2 separate regions of the Mus musculus genome follow, and region 1 is linked to region 2. Evidence: chromatin loops called from intact Hi-C (ENCODE). Cell type or tissue: heart. All regions are shown on one strand.

Evidence for each region. A loop is a pair of places that touch in the nucleus more often than their neighbours do. Peaks named below come from ENCODE experiments on the same cell type or tissue, not always from the same donor. Only the 100,000 strongest peaks of a DNase experiment are listed, where the experiment ranks them.
Region 1: a loop joins it to region 2, with 2.6 times the contacts of the local background. A loop is called at or near these places in 2 of 42 quality-filtered maps.

What each region holds. Positions count from the first base shown.
Region 1 is chr9:79,514,885-79,522,884 of GRCm38, reverse strand. Gm10635 (predicted gene 10635) reads left to right here and starts at 3,583. Exons shown (of 3, transcript NR_045336.1): 1 at 3,583-3,965. In heart, no CTCF peak of the experiment used is centred here; a DNase peak (open chromatin) is centred at 4,064; H3K4me3 peaks cover 417 bases; H3K27ac peaks cover 2,544 bases.
Region 2 is chr9:79,712,614-79,720,613 of GRCm38, reverse strand. It overlaps Col12a1 (collagen, type XII, alpha 1), which reads left to right and starts at 1,892. Exons shown (of 66, transcript NM_001290308.1): 1 at 1,892-2,195; 2 at 5,143-5,250. The coding sequence starts at 5,178. In heart, CTCF peaks have their summits at 3,495 and 5,974; DNase peaks (open chromatin) are centred at 1,893 and 5,973; H3K4me3 peaks cover 4,955 bases; H3K27ac peaks cover 5,084 bases; H3K27me3 peaks cover 651 bases.

The DNA.
Region 1 (8,000 bases), 200 kb after region 2:
GCTTAGCTGGCTGCAGCTCCTTTCCTGGTCAGTGGCTTGCTTTGTTTGCCGCTTCCTTGCTTTCTACTTTCTCAACACCATCACCACTTGTCATTGTAACAATGTTTGCCCGTCTCATTATGATTTTTGCAGTTCCACTGAAGAAAGGTGCAAATGCAAGACCAGACGCTTCGTTGGAATGCCTGTGGCTGGGAACAGCACAACCCTCTTGTATCTGTGTACATTCAGTGACTCCTTCTTGGTTGTAAAGTGTCTCTGGCTGGAGAATACTTTCCGAGGGCCAATGCTTGCCTCAAGGCAGGCTGTCATCTACTGTCTTTCATGCAGATTCTTTGCCAGTGGGAATTTTGTAATCTCTCTGGTGCTCAATAGTGCTTCTTAGAAATTCCTACCCTCTGCTTGAACATGCATATAGGTGATACAAATTGGACAAGGTAGCAAGTCCCTTTGTCTCTTCATTTTATAGATGGCTTACTTCTTGGTTCAGATCTAGGGCAAGTTGCAGAGGCTATCTTATTTCTAACTCAGAAAATCTATTCTCTTTTAGTTGGTTCTTAATACTAACTGGTGGCCCTCAGAGGTTTCTATGCTGGTATACATAGATTGAGAGATCGTCTGTAGAACTTGGCCTCGTGAGGGTCCCTAATACCAAGACAGAATTTTGGATACATATGAGGTAAAAAATACCTTTCTCCCAAATCCGTTTGATATTAGATCACCATGAAACTTTATAATTTTCTTATGTATAGGGGAAGAAGAAAAGCTGTTCAGTGTTCTCATTTTAGCAGCTGTTGACATGCAGAGTTTGTGGAATTATCGAATTGTAACTCTCATGATTCATGTGCTTAAAAGCCACTGAATGGGGGGGGGGGAGCAAATCAAGGGAAGTTCTGTAATTTAAAAGTTTTTTTATCTGACCTTTCTCTTACCTTCGTTTGCATTCCGAAATGCTGCTTCTTTTTATTTCATTCCATTTCTTTTGAAAATATTTTTATTGGATATTTTCTTTATTTACATTTCAAATATTTTCCCCTTTCTAGGTCTCTCCTTCAGAAACTCCCTATCCCATGTGCCCCTGCCTCTATGAGGGTGCTCCCCGACCCATCCACCCACCCACTCCCTTCTTCCTTTCCTGGCATTCCCTTACACTGGGGCATCGAACACCCTCAGGCCCAAGGGCCTCTTCTCCCACTGATGTCCAACAAGGCCATCCTCTGCCACACATGCTCTTCTTATGACACAGATTTGTTCAGCATGCTTTCATGTCCTGCTTCTCTCCTTCTTAAAGGACCTCCGCCAAGAAAAGATACGCCTGCATTCATAACAGCCAAACCTAAAGACTGCTCACATCAAGGGTAGTAGAATCAAACCCAATATGGTAGGCACAGTTTGGTGCATTTGATTCTACACTGTGAAAACCATAGTACAGAGGAACTTGGATCATAGTTTTGGAGCTGAAACTAACTTGTATATTTTGAAGAGTTTTGTGTGATGGCAGGTCATAGCATTTGCTGTCAAAGCTGCCCTGAAAAGCAGTCAAGGCATAAGATTATCCCATACTGGTTCAATCATCCCATCCTATCTTCATAAACCCTGTCCTCATTGTATTGAAATTCAGTGTAAATGTTCCCTAATCTGACTTTCTCATTTTAAACCAGCTTTTAGTTAGCAGTAGACCTAGGCTATAAATATCAAAAATGGGAATTTGGCAAAATGTGAATTACCTCATTGATGGGAAAACTAGCACGTTATTAAAAGTTCTTAGAAGTCACTTGTATTTCAGCAATGCTCACAGGACAGCCTTTGTGTAAATGGGTTTCAGGATATAATTACTGAATTTATTTGAAAATCACATCCAACAAATATAAAATCCCATCAGTTCTCTATAAATTTTAATGGGGTTGACTCTCAGCATAGAGGTACATGAAAAGGAAGGGGATGAAATCATTGTTCACTTTAGCCTGGAACAAAGCGTTGCTTTCCACAAGTGTTTAAATAAGTCACCACTTACAAACCTTTCTAGAAGGAATATGGTGAAGTGAGCCTGTTTCTAATGAAGCCTTTACAAAACTCTAACTTTGCGGTAAGAACTTTTAATCTTAGTTTAACGAGCTGCTGTTGTATGTGTTCATATCCTCAATTCATTCTCACTTTTGTGTGCATGTGATAGATATGCCTATGTGTAGGAGTGTCTATCTACAGCTATGGATGTGTAAAGAGATGTAGGTCAGAGGAGGACAACAGATGCCTTCCACTGTTGCTCTCCAACTTATTTTCTGAAACAAGTTCTCTCATTGAACCTAATGCTCACCATCCAGGCTATGCTAGCTGGTCAACAAATACATAGGTTCTACCTGTCTGTACCCTACAGCTGTAATGAAAGGGGCATCTAGCCCTGCCTGGTTATTCACTTTCATTTAGACAGTACCTGTTTCTTCGTGTGTGTGTGTGCGTGTGTGTGTGTGTGAGTGTGTGTGTGTGTGAGTGTGTGTGTATGTGTGTGAATACAAAGGACAGCCACAGTTTTGGATGTTATTCCTTAGGTTTATCTTACTTTTTTGAGACAGGACCTTTCATAGCCTTGGACCCAGCTACGTGTGCCAGGCAAGATCGAGAGATGATGAACAAATGCTCATGGCAGATGATTCTTCATCAATCCCATGTGAGCACAGCTGGGACTTTGTATTCATAGGTTCAGGAGGAAGACTAGTGTATTCAACTTGCTGACCACTCACCAGTTATAACACACTGGAAATATCAAAGGGTCAATTGCTTAGTGACGTTTCAAAAAAAGCTGAGAGGATGCACATGGCTATTTTTAGAACTCCTTTTCTCTGGCTCTCCAGTGCTTCTCTCTATTGCAGTAAAACTTGCATTTCTGTGGGAAGTAACCACCACATCTAGCCTCGATGAGAAGTGGTTCCCAGATTTTCCTTTAACTGCAGGGGACATGTCAATATACTCCACTTGCCCAAATGCATTCAGTGTGTGGCCCTCTGACCCATGCATGCCACCTGGATGCTGACCTTAAGACTTAGCGCATGTGTTAAGAAGTAGGAAATATTAAGAGTTCGTATTTTCTCAGAATGGTACTGTGCTCCCCAAAGCCGCTAAAACCCACTGACTACGCATCACCACACTAGGAAACTATTAACATTATCCTAATTAAATTTTTTTTGAAATGGGGGCTGTATACTGATGCCTCTGACAAAACTGGGAAAGTTGAGTGGATTATACTTTATAGCCCTCTTCTGTTCACAAAAGGATGCCAGAGCTGAAAAAGAAAACAACTCAAAGTTTCTTAAACCACTGCCTATCTTACCCAAAGTGACTGTGGTGCACCACCTACCCACCATCCTATCTGCATAGCACTCTGCTGTCTACATCATACTCTGCTGTCTACATCATTTCAGCCACCAGTTTGTCTTCTCTGTCCTCTGAGTATTTCCTTCCCTTCCCTTCCCTTCCCCTTCCCCTCCCCTTTCCTTTCCCTCCCCTCTCCCTTCCCCTCCCCTCTCCCTTCCCCTCCCCTCTCCCTTCCCCTCCCCTCTCCCTTTTCCCACCTAAACTCTCCCGTCTTCTTCCCCCTTCCCTTCTCTTCCTTCCCCTCCTTTTCCTTCTTCCTCCTCTTCCCCTCCCCTTCCCCTCCTTTCCCTTCTTTCTCCCCCTCCCATTCCTCCTTTCTTCCCCCACCCTGCCTTCTCTTCCTTTCCCTTCTGTCCCCGTTAAGATTAAATGCATGTCCAGGTTAGTCCAGGTTGTTTCACAAACAGCTGAAGATGGAAACTGAGAGATACCGATGTCTGATTCTGGGGAAGTCGCCACTCCCAGAGAAAGAACTATGAGAAAGACTGCACTGAACATGGTGCCTGCTCTCTTGTGTGAAGTGGAGACAGAGTGAAGACAGTTCTCACTGACCTGGCAGGATGAAGAGGACTTCCCAGACAGAGCTATTACTAGGTCCTGTGAGTCACCAGCTCTTTGACTTTGGGAGGTACAGGAAACAAACATGGCAGTTCAACTCTGGGAATTTGTTTATCTGTAGATTGAGCTGCACTTAGACTTAAAATTCAGTAGCTGGGGCATTGGGCTGTGGAGAGCAGAGCCTGCTTTTAGCCCTTAGGAATTCAGGGCACTTGGTGGCTATTTGTGGAGGCAGTGGTGCAGGGGAGGTGAAAGAGGGTGTCCTTGAGAAACAGGCTCTGTAGCCAGGTTGTCCGGACAAGAATTTCTGATCTGTTATTCTTATATTTGTGACTTTGAGTGCCTTGCTTAACTCATGCTTGGACATCTTTCTTGTTAAATGAGGCTTGCTAAAGTTTTTTCAATTTGAACAGTGTGTCTCTATAATCCAGTGCTAACAACGCTAATAAAAATATTGGCTAAAATCTGAGGAAAACTGTAGAACAAAACCACCTTCCATTGGGAACAGTTTATTTGTTCTTTTAGTGTCTCCTTCTGAGTACACAGTAGGTGCCTAGTGTGCTCCCAGTAGGTAGACAATATTTGATGCAGATTTTCAAGAACAACTTAAGTAGTATTGACTTCAGATTTACAGCTTTCTCTGCTTCCTTTTATTCTTTTTTTTTCTAAAATGCTTAAGCGTATAGAGAAATGAAAACAGGGATTTGTGCTCCAAGAACCAAACAAAAAATCCCAGAAAGGTGTGAAGAGTCAGGGCTTGATAATGAAAGCTACAGGTACCCAAGGTTTCTTACAGGAAGCTCAGATGCATTTATCACTTCAAATTAAGCTCCGACCAGAAATAGTGAGCATGTGGATTTAAGAATGTGTGCGTTGTAACCTACATTATGTACATATTTATCTGCTGCAGAGTCCATCTCCTTTTCTTGGTTAGGAGTCAGTAAACACTGAAAGACAAGGTTTTCTTCGCCTGTGCCGGCTTCGGTTGCTGAGCTGGGACATTCAGCAACCTCGATGAAAAGTCAGTTATTGTACCCATTGCAAACTTTAATTGTGCCAGGGCAGTGAGGAGATTTACCATGATCATAGCTGACAGTTCTGGCTTCGTGTAAGCAGCTTCTGACTTGCTGGACCTTGCTTAAGTAGAAGCTTGGTTTTGTTTTCAATTTTAGTTCTAATATTTTCTTTGTTCAGAACCAATTGTCCTTCCCCAGATGGCTGGCTGTTCTTTCTATCGGTCTTCTAAGTAACCTTGAGAGACTTTTACACAACTCTGCCTCAGCCTGAGTCACAGGACTGCCGTGCTCCGTACCAAGTTTTCCTTGCCCTGGAGGCCTTTGGCAACAGCCTTTCTGATATGAATACCATTTGTATTTTGCCTACAGTTTTAATAAAATCTTTCTGCTGGAATCAGCATTGCTCCTTCCAAGTTGTTGCTTGCCTAAGAATGTGATGCCAGTAAGTGCCACCATATGAGAAAGCGTCTTGCTAAACCTGTGTCTTTGGGTTTGGGGACCCCGTAGGACCCCAGGTCTGGGCTACTCAGGCTCAGCTGAATGCTTTTATAAGTTGAACTTTTTTTTTTTTTTTAAGAAAAACATTTTTAAAGGTCTTTTTAACAAGTACAGGGGTAGACATTTCTGTAAGTAAGATAATGAGAAGCAAGTCATTGATATTTTCCTTGACTTTTGAAACCTCACTTCAACCGACAATTTACATGCTCACAATCTCCAGGGAAGTGGAGAGCTGCTGCAGTCTGCCGGGCTGGACCAGAGGGGAAGAAGTGCTTGTTTGTTTGAACACTCATCTGGCCAGCTTGCTGGTCACCCACTCTTTCCCCATCCTCTGCTTCTTCCTCCCATGCCAACGGAGGAGAGCCTTGCCCAGGAAGCGGTAGTGAGTGCATCAGCTCACAAACGCACACTCCTTAGCATCTGAGAAGGGACGAGAATAGACCCAACCCTAAACCCATCCTGAATGTGTCTAGCTAAATATCCATCTTTGCTTTAAAAAATAGAATCATTAGTGGTATCATGGAAATCAGTTTGGGTAATTTTTTTCTCTTATTTTCAAGGTGAAAGATACCGTGTGTTCTATCTGTAAGACAATACATGTTTTGTTTTTCAAAACCATATCCAGACATTAGAGGGGGGGGAAAGTATGAAAACAGAGTTAAAGTTGCTTCGTTCCGAGGATCTCGAGATAGTCTTTCCGGATGATTGGGTTTTTATGCTGTTTCTCAGGTTGTGCTCGAAGAGTCCTGGGTCAGATGATAGATTATGGTTTCTTTTCTAATGAGAAGAGTGTAGCTAGGAATTGCTTTTGAGAGATGTTGGCTTAAACAATGTTGAGCGTGTTTCCCTCATCTAGGCGCCTCAGGACATGAAACATCTGGTTATATTGTAAGGAGCTGTGTGCAGTACAGCTCATACTCATGAAACTGGACTTCTGTTTTTCAAAACAAAGATCTTGAAAATGCTAACCATTGAGCATCTGCCCATATACTAATATATTTTATACAAGTAGAATAATACAATTCAACAAAGGCTTTAATCCTACTTTTATATTAGTATCAATAATAATGAACAGTTACCCATATTCAGGAACAGTTCTCTGCTCGATTGTTACAAATGTTGTTTGGATATTCTCTGTACATGATACTTGTTACATAAGGAAATTTTCATATAAGTTTCTATTGTGCAGTGAGCATATCTATTCTCTCATACCAAATTACCTTCAATTTTCACCCTTTCTCTCCTTTTGGTCCCTGGGTCAGTTTTCATGTCATATATACATATCTGATTCCATTTACATAAAATCTAAGTGCCAGATTTAAATGAAAACACACAACATTTTTCTTTCTGAGACTGCTCTAACTTGCTCTATTAAACAATATAACTTTGTTCTTTGGAGCTGAAAAAATCTTTATGAATTCATACCACATGCTACATTGTGGCTATATTCTATGCAACAGAATAATCACAATATTTACTTGCAAACCTAATACCCCCAAAATGAGAAATGAAATTATTTACACTAAAGAATAGTTTATAATATCCATTAATTCATCAATAGTATTTTCAAAACTATGACAAAATTAGTAAGTATATATATATATATATATATATCCATCTATATACTTATATATCTACTATAAAGTGTAAAAATAATTCCTAAAAAGAAAAATAACATGTATGAATTACTAGCAGAATTTGCTCAGCCTCACACAATTGCAGGCATCTAAGGATACCATATTATATTGTTTAATTCATTAGACTGTTAAAGAATTAGGAGAGTCACAAAGCCTAACACTGGCAAATGTTTGAAAAGTTCATCAAGAAAAGTGTGAATTGGAATCATACCAACATTCTCACTCTCTCTGTGCAGATTTCAAGGAAGACAAATCTCTGTTCTCTGCTTTTCCTTAAGAATTGACCACATTCACACTTTGAGGAAATCTAGATCACTGAGAAAACTTGAGGCTCTTCAAAACCTTTGAGTTACCAGGAAAAATAATGAATTTTGAGTAAAGTATTGATTAAAACACATACTAATCTAGCTTTTTCTAAACAGAACCTTTCCACTTCCACTTCTAATGATTAGAACAACTTTATATTTCTAGAGTCTCCTGACCTGGCTAACTTGTCCCAACTGAAAATGTTTTTAATAAATTTAAGCAAATGAAAGGCATGTTTTAAAATTCAGGATTTCTACTCTGGGAAATAGTGGCTGTCTTCCTGCACATAATGCTTTTATGCCAATCATGTTTCCACAATGAGTGGAAGGTTTTAAAATCAGGGACTGGACAAGGCTGTCCATTCTCACCCTACTTATTCAATATAGCACTTGAAGTCCTAGTCAAAGCAATTAGACAACAAAAGGAGATTAAAGGAATACAAATTGGAAAGGAAGATGTCAAAATATCACTATTTGCAGATGATATGATAGTACATATAAGTGACCCCAAAAATTCTACCAGAGAATTCCTAAACCTGATAAACAACTTCAGTGAAGTAGCTGGATATAAAATTAACTCAAACAAATCAGTGGCCTTTCTCTACACAAAAGATAAACAG
Region 2 (8,000 bases):
AGGGATAGACACTCTCCACTTGTCCAGCTCTCCCTTTCTAGATAGGGAGTGTCATTGTGCTTGTGTGTGTGTGTCCTTCTATGGCTGGTGTAGTCCTTCACCTTCACAGTGGGGTGCTGGAACCATAGCCCTGGTCTGTCTTGTTGCCACCTTCCTTTACGTGTCTGGGGACCATACTGGACGCTTTTCCCTACATGTGCATGTCCTGCTGAAGAGCAGGCTTGGAAGCTGAGTTCCCTTCAGGCATGAAGAGGGGGCTCGCTGCTCCTGGGTGGCTCTGAGCATCACAGGGATGTAAAAGATCAGCTGTGTCGCATACATTGGTGTTTGCATCTTCCAGATGCGTTCACACCCTGGCTGGAGGGTCTAGGCAGACACCAGAACTGTGGAGACATGAGGGAAAAGCCTGCGCATTGTGTGGGCGCTTTGTGCAAGTTGCTCAGCGGCCTTTGAGTGGGCCCTGCGTGCTCCAAGAATGTGCAGAGGTGGTGGCCATTCTCATTTTTCTCGTTTCTTTTCTTCCAGGCTCCTCTCTTGCTCTGGTTAGCTCTGGCCAGAGGCCGCCCGTGCGTGGGGCAAGGCGCAAGGGAACTGGGAAAAAGCGTGCAGAGTTTTGGTCAATTCCAACACTAATGTGCCTAGAGCAGGGAAGTCAAATCTGCAGAGGTAAGATCAAGCATGGAAGAAAGGCTTAAGTCAGGTGTGCTCGCAACTTCTGCTACCAAGGGGCGGTCTACTCCAGGGTCTAGAGCCCTGTCCTGTTTCCAGTACCCACTAGCCCAACCCTGCTGAGGCGACGTCTCTGGGCTTCAAGGGGCGGGAAATTCGCGGAGCGAGTTCTGAGCTCACAAACGCGTGTAGGAATCCGTCTTCGAGCCCTTTCCGGATAACAACGTGTGACTACTGGACACTTCATCCCATGCGTCTTGTACAATTTGGCAACTTCAAGTGCCAGACTCCCACTGCGTCCAAGGGGTGGAGTGCCGGGAACCGGGGAGCTGCAGAAAAGAGCCCGTGTGCTGGCGGAGTATCCGGCTCCTAGTTGGCCTTCTCAGTAGCTCGCGCCTGCGTGCGAGCGTCCCCGAGCGAGCTCCTCTCCGTCCTTTTCACCTCTAGGAATTTTTTAGGGAAGAGCTGCCTGAAGCCCCAACGTGGGCCAGATTTTACTCTTAAACTGACAAGAAATTTCTAAGGAGAATAAAACTTGTTCTTAAGTGTCCCGTTGGGATGCCCCCGCCGCCCCCGCCCCCAGGTACCAATAACTTTCCTCTCCCTCCCTCCAGACTGAATCGAAGCCTCCCATCTCTATCCTGAAAAACTAGGTTAGACAGACAGGCCTGGGAAAGCCATCCTAGCCCTGAGCCGGGAGCAGGCAGGCGGCTGTCGGAGTTTTCAAAGTCGCGCCTTGGAGACTGGGAAAGACAGAGGCCCGCCGCGTGCACAGACAGTTAGTTAATGGAAAGCCTGTAAATCGGTTTTAAGTGCACCCAGGACAGAGGGGGAGGAAGGTGGACGTGGGGACGGTGGCGGCCGGAGATGCAATGGTGAGGGACAAAGGGGATGCCCATCCCGCTGCTCTGAAACGAAGATCCGTTCCCCACTTCTCCATTGTTCTTATTTTAGAAAAATAAACGTATTAAAGAAACTCGTTGGGTTAGGGAAACCCGAGCCCCCTAGCCCGCCCCAAGCGGAGGAGTCCGCGGCCTCCCTTGGCAGGGAACCCGGCTGCGGCTGTCCCCCTCTCTCCCTCCCTCCTCCCCGCCCCCGGAGGGGCATTGCTACTACGGCGATCGCCACCTCACGCCGAAGGAATGCTCGAAGTATGCACACGTTCCCAAAAGTAGACCTCCTTCACCGCCGAGGAGCATACATCACCCGTGGCAGCCTTCCACCTTCTCAGGCGTTTCGTAACCGAGTAAACTGAGAGCCGGGAACAGCCCTCTATTAAGTAGCCCGCGGCGCGGAGTCTCTTCCCAGTCGGCAAAGGCGGCCGCTGCAGACGCGTCCGCCCGCAGCTGCATTCAGTCCCCCTGCCTCCGCTCACTCTGCGCACTAGGCGCTGCTGCTGGGTGCTCCCATCGCCTTTTCCACACCGGCGGCCGCCAGGTGCTCCCGGAGCGCAGCGCCCTCCCAGGCCCGGGGGGTCCCACGCGCAGGCTGCTGGACGCCCGCTCCCTCTGTCACCTCCGGCTCAGGTCAGTCTGGCTTCTGTTCCCCACCCCAACCCCCACCCCTCGCGCCCTTTCCCAAAGATAACTGGGGAAAGTGGCTTCTTGCTTGCACCTTAACCCGGGGCTGGCAGAATGCCCAGCAGGGGCTGCTTGGCTTTGGAAGCGATTGATTAGTGTGCCCGAGATAGATCTGTGGCACAGGAGTTTGGCGGTTTCTTTGGAGTTTTGGAGGGAGAAGGAAAGGTGGCTTGCTTGTGTGCCAAGTGGGACTCAGTGTATCCATCTGTAGGGCAATGTCCTCTATAGTCTCTGTCGCTTTCAGTGAAGTGCACGGGCTGCATAGGTCGCTCTTTATAATCTGGTGGCTTTGCCAGGGACTCCAGGCTTGCAGCAGGGACTCAAGGCATTGCCAGAAAACGAAGTGAAGTACTGTACGCTCCGCGAAGAATTCCATGGAGGGCCAGTGGAAAGCGCTCCAGCTTGGGGAGACTAGGCGCTAGTGGCATCTCCAGATGCTCGGGGGAGCTGCCCTGGCTCCATCCTCCACTGCTTTCAAAGTGCTGCTGGGTTAGGCCAGCTCTCGCAGCTTCTGAGACTTCCTTTTTGGGTTCCTCCTGAATGCACTGGGATTAAGTTTTACCCAGGGTCAGTCAATGGGACCTTTGAGGAGGGTTCTCCTCCAGTCTTTGAGTGCACAGATCAGAGTGCGTGGAGTCAGTGCATTTGAGAGCAGTTGACAAATGGGACCTGCATCTGGCTTCCTCAGCCACCATCCCCTGACCAATTCAGATCTTTGGCATACACCTCCTCTCAGCTCCAAGGTTAGGGTCTTCTAAAGAATACTGGGGTAGGATTGGGGGAGGGGGGCGAAGAAACAAGTCTAAGCTCGTCCTTGGCTAGGTAGCCTTTATAGAAGACGTAGGTGACGCCTGGACTCTAGATGGGCCCACGAAACATTTGTGTGCCTGTGTGTGCGTTTGAAAAAAAAAGTTAAATTGAGAGAGTTAAGAAGTTGGCTCCTTCCAGCAAGGGGTGGGGGAGGGGCAAGTTGTCCGAAAGAGACCAGTTCCCATAGTGCCCCCACTCCGGGCAGTTGATTCATTTTCATTCATGAGGGGAAGTGAGGGAAATCCTACTGCCACGTAAGGGCTACCGCTTTCAGACATCTATGTCTGAGAATGCTCAATGAAGTGTTGCTAAGCACTCCGATAAATGTTTTGGCTAAGAAGGAGAGAGAAGTTTTTCTTTAAAACGTATACGAACGGAATTCTTGGCTGGCTGAGATGGCTGAGTTATTCATCAGATACCCCAAAGAGAAGTGATTCATTCTTGATGCTGAGACAGGAAGCCGATAGGTGGCGCACTAGACTAAGACTAGACTAACTCAAGTTTTTTGTTCACCCTTTTAACACCCCCCCCCCCCCCAAATACTGCACACCGATTTTTGTGGGTAGGTTACCACTCTTTAACTTTTCGTGAGCACAACTGCGGACTGCATTCTAAATTATCATATCAGCGTTATGGCCGGGTGACGACAACAATGAAGCATTTATGCTTTTTTAATCTTTACAAATTTTGACTAATGTAGGAAAGGGTTTGTTGTTAATTAGGGGGAGAAGACATTACTAAAACCCCTTAGATCCCAGAGCTGCGCCAAAATTTTAATATTGGCTTCATAAAAAGGAGCTCTGGGCAATTTGGCTTGCCTGCTCATCAGACATGTAAAATGCAATTTACACTCGGATGAGGAAAGCTGCCCTAACCCTCGTGCCAATGATTTGGAAAGGCAGGGTTGGAGACTGTCAGTTCCTTTTTTCTCAAGGAGAGCCCAACCTTTGGCTTATTTTTGAATTCCCAAACACAAATGGGGGAGTGCTCCCCGCTATTTGTCATGAGGCCTATGGTGTAGCCTTAAAGTTATGTGTGCACTTCTGAATCTCCTCGTTCTGTTTTTTGCATTTGGCCACAGACACCTTCCCAGTCCAGCTAATTGCTGGTAACTTTTGTTCCTGGATTGGATCATAGAATATACTAGGGCAGTCCTTTCTGCTGCTAAAACAGCTACTGTGTGTTGAGAAAGTAAAAAGGATGAGTGGAACTCTTTGCCGTTAAGGAAGAAATCTATTTGCAAAGGCAGGAAAAATTAAGAACCTTCTCACCTCTGGGGCTTGTATTAGTTATAATCGTCCAGCATTAAGAAATAGCTAAACACAAGGAAGAATTATTGCGGTTTGTACAATCTAAGAATGTTTGGGAAACAGACAAGGGCATTTTGCTTTTTCTACGGCTTCGTCTCTTTTTATTATGCATTTTAGAGTTGGTTCCCTCTCATCTTTGGTAAAGGTTTTATCAGATGTGAAAACGACACGGTTATCAGAAGAACTGGGGTTCATTTGAGCCTTCCTCATCCCTCTGTAATCTATTCCAGATCTTAAAGACATACTTGCATATTTTTAGTCAGGATAAACTGGAGAAAATAGAATAAATGAGGTTTATTATTATTATTATTATTATTATTATTATTATTATTATTATTATCAAATTACCCTGGGACCACTAAAGCACAGTTACCTAAAGAGGTTAGCAGTTAGGGAAAAACAGCCAAATGAAATACCCAGCTGGAAGACACATTTGGTTGAGTCAGGGATAAAATGACCTCTAAATTATCCATCACCTTGGCAGTATGAAGTCATGTGCGGTCTGGTCAGGCCTTTACAGGGCACCAGGCAGCAGCAGCTCCCTGGGGGAAGAATATTCTCTTTAAACTAGAATTTCCTACTAGTGCCCTGATTAAACCTATTGGAAGAGCTTGACTTCCATGGTTCCACAATGGGTCCATTATGTGCTGGGCTGGGCCCTGTTGTTTTATAGGCAGATTTGGCTCGGTTCTGGTCCATGTTTAGGCTCTAGTCTAACCTTGTTCGTGGCCTGCTCAGGCTGGGTTCTGATGGATCACTGCTTCCTCCTGCAGATCCCTTCATGAGGCTGTGAGCTTGAGGCCCAAACATGCAGACCAGGCTTCCCCGAGCGCTGGCCGCCCTGGGCGTGGCCCTACTCCTGTCTTCCATTGAGGCAGAAGGTAAAATGCTTTTACTTCTCCTATGACAAGTGAAACTGCAGAGTTCAAGAAAGGAAAAGACTTTCATCTCCTGCTTCTGTTGCTTGGTCTGTTTTCTCTGCACTTCTCAGGTGCTTTCTCTTCTTCAGAGAAACACCTGCCTTCTGAGGTGTGTCCGTTTCTGAACTTTAAAGGTCCAGCTCGTTTATTCTGCTTCCACTATTCTGTACAGTGCTGTGTGGTCTCCTTGCGCTTGTCTCTGCAGTGTGCTGTCCACACTGCCACCTGCACTGCCGCCTTCCTTGACGATCAGTCCCCTGGATAGGGCAACAACTGTATCCAGCTCTGACAAGAGGATTCCCGACATCTGGACACCAGGAACCTCAGAATATGGACACCTTTACAGGATCAGCAGCGGATCACCTGGGTCAGGACTGTGACCTTGGTGACAACATGAAATAAAAGACTCCAACACTGCCAGCCCCGAGCGTCTGGTTTTCCTTTCTTTTCTTTTTGAGCAGATTAGGTTGGGTAGGCAGACTTTCAGACAAAGGAGCCAACCTTCAAACTGCCAGTAGCTAGGGGAGGTGGGTGGGCGGGGGATGAGTGACAAGCAGAAACTGACCCCTAGTGGGTGCTCACTCGATCTAGAGGACCCTGCTGTTTGCGTTTGGTTCTAAGGTTTCTAAAGCACACGTCCCAGAACAACCCAGCTGTGGGGGAGGGGTGGCTCGGCTGGGTGCCAGGGTTTCCAGCCTGTAGGCGGCTGGGATCCGGGCACCCCTTTGGCTTGCTCTTGCGTTTGCCTGGCTCAGGGAGACCTGGCCGCGTCTAACCTCAGCGTCTTGGCACTAGGTGGTCAGGGACACCACAATGTGACTCCAAAAGCCCCGGCTCCTTGTACCCTGCCATCTAGAAAACTTTTGTTAGACTTTTAACCTAATTTCCGTTTTGTTTGATGCACTTAGTGCTTTCATGTCTCAGTATTTATCGAGGAAGCCACTTCCATGTAACAATCTTAGTGGCCCTTTCAATTATCATTCGGGACGTTGCAAACTAATCGTATTTCGCAAGATAAATGGGTTAATCTTGAAAAGTCCTTTTACCCTCTTCAATTAAAAAAAATGCCTTTAATGAAGTTAGGGAGATGTCTGTCCGCTCTGGAAATTCCAGGGTAGACTGTGTTGATACTAAAGTGGTTAGGTATGTAGGGCTGTTTCTTGACCATCCTGATTTTTAAAAAAAATGTTCTACTTCAAAACTATAGGTATAGAGAGTTAATGTTAGGGAACCAACCATAGCGCACTGCTCCTGGCCTGGCTTTCGTGACGAGTCTGATCTTCCCTCCTGAAGGAGTATTCTGATGAGGTGTCCTTTCAGTAATCCTTGCTGTGACGTCAGTTAGGAAGGAATTTTATTTGAGAAACTTCTGGAAGCACTACTGAAGATATTTTTAGATAAATCACTGAAGTGGCCTGTTTGTTGCCCATTAAGAAAATAGTTCTTTGAAAATAAAAGTTTTGAGAATTCTTAAGTATAGGGTTAGGTTGGTGATTATGCTAAGTGGAAAACATCTCTTAAGTGGTATTGACCAGGCAGCAAAATACAGTTAAAAAGGACATTATACGATATGTCTTTATTATTAGCTCATATTTTATCTTCTAACTTTATATTAATTTCCATATGATGTAGTTGGTTTTTCCTCAATCTTTCTTAAGCTCATGTCTCCTCCTCCTTTAGGCCAGTATATTTTAATAAATTCATTTTTGGATTGCTTTCTAGTTTGGCAGTGTCAGACAGAAATATGAGGCACAAATGTAAGTCATACGTAGAACTCCAACATTTCTTATAGTCATATAAGTAAAACAAAAGGGAAAAGAAGAAAAATTGATTTTAATGTAAAAGGTCTTAACACAATATTTTTGTTTCAACATGCAATTGATAGACACAGCATCAGCTAGCACTTCTGCATTTCTGTGCTAAGTTTTGGAAGCTGGACGTGGACTTTTTACACTTGTAGCACATTTCATTATGGACTGGCCACACTTCAAGCGCTCGGTAGCCACGTGTGGCTGTTTGCCCCTTGTTGGGCTGCTCAGCCCTGGTGTTAACTACTAACTAAATGGCCCCAGGAGCCTAGAGAAGGCTAACAAAATTTGTGGCCAAAGTCTTTCTGGAGACGTTGGGCTATGAAATAGAATTTTTCTCCCTGAAATCTTTCTGTGAGAGTATTTCAAAATTTCAGCTTGTCCCTCTGTGTACAGTCTTCTGGTAGGGTAGCCAAAGTTACTTTTTTTTAATTTTAATTTTAATTTTTTTGGTGTGGCTCATATATGCTCTTGTAGTTCTATGGATAATTTTTATTTGCTTTTTTTATATGCTGAAAGCACAGTTTTTTTATGTTAATTGAAATTATTTTAAAATTTACATTTTACCTTCAAAAAATCATAATAAAATTTTCACCGTGCTTGCATTTGTATGGTTAAATTATGTTACCATTCTAGGTTACTGTGTCCTATAGACGTAAACACAAAGGTGATTTTTAAAAATTTTTGTCTTAAGTGGATATTAAATAGACTAGCAAAGTTAAAACTTTCTCTAGTTTAAGATTAAATCTAGGTATGGACCTAGGTTGTGTGAGTTAGTCTGGGTTTGGGTAACATATATTAATAGATTTTTAGAAAAATTAGCTTTGCATTAAATAGCTAATGGTTATTATTCCTTGAAAACTGGACACATTTTTTTTCATTAATCTAGAATTTGAGATGGAT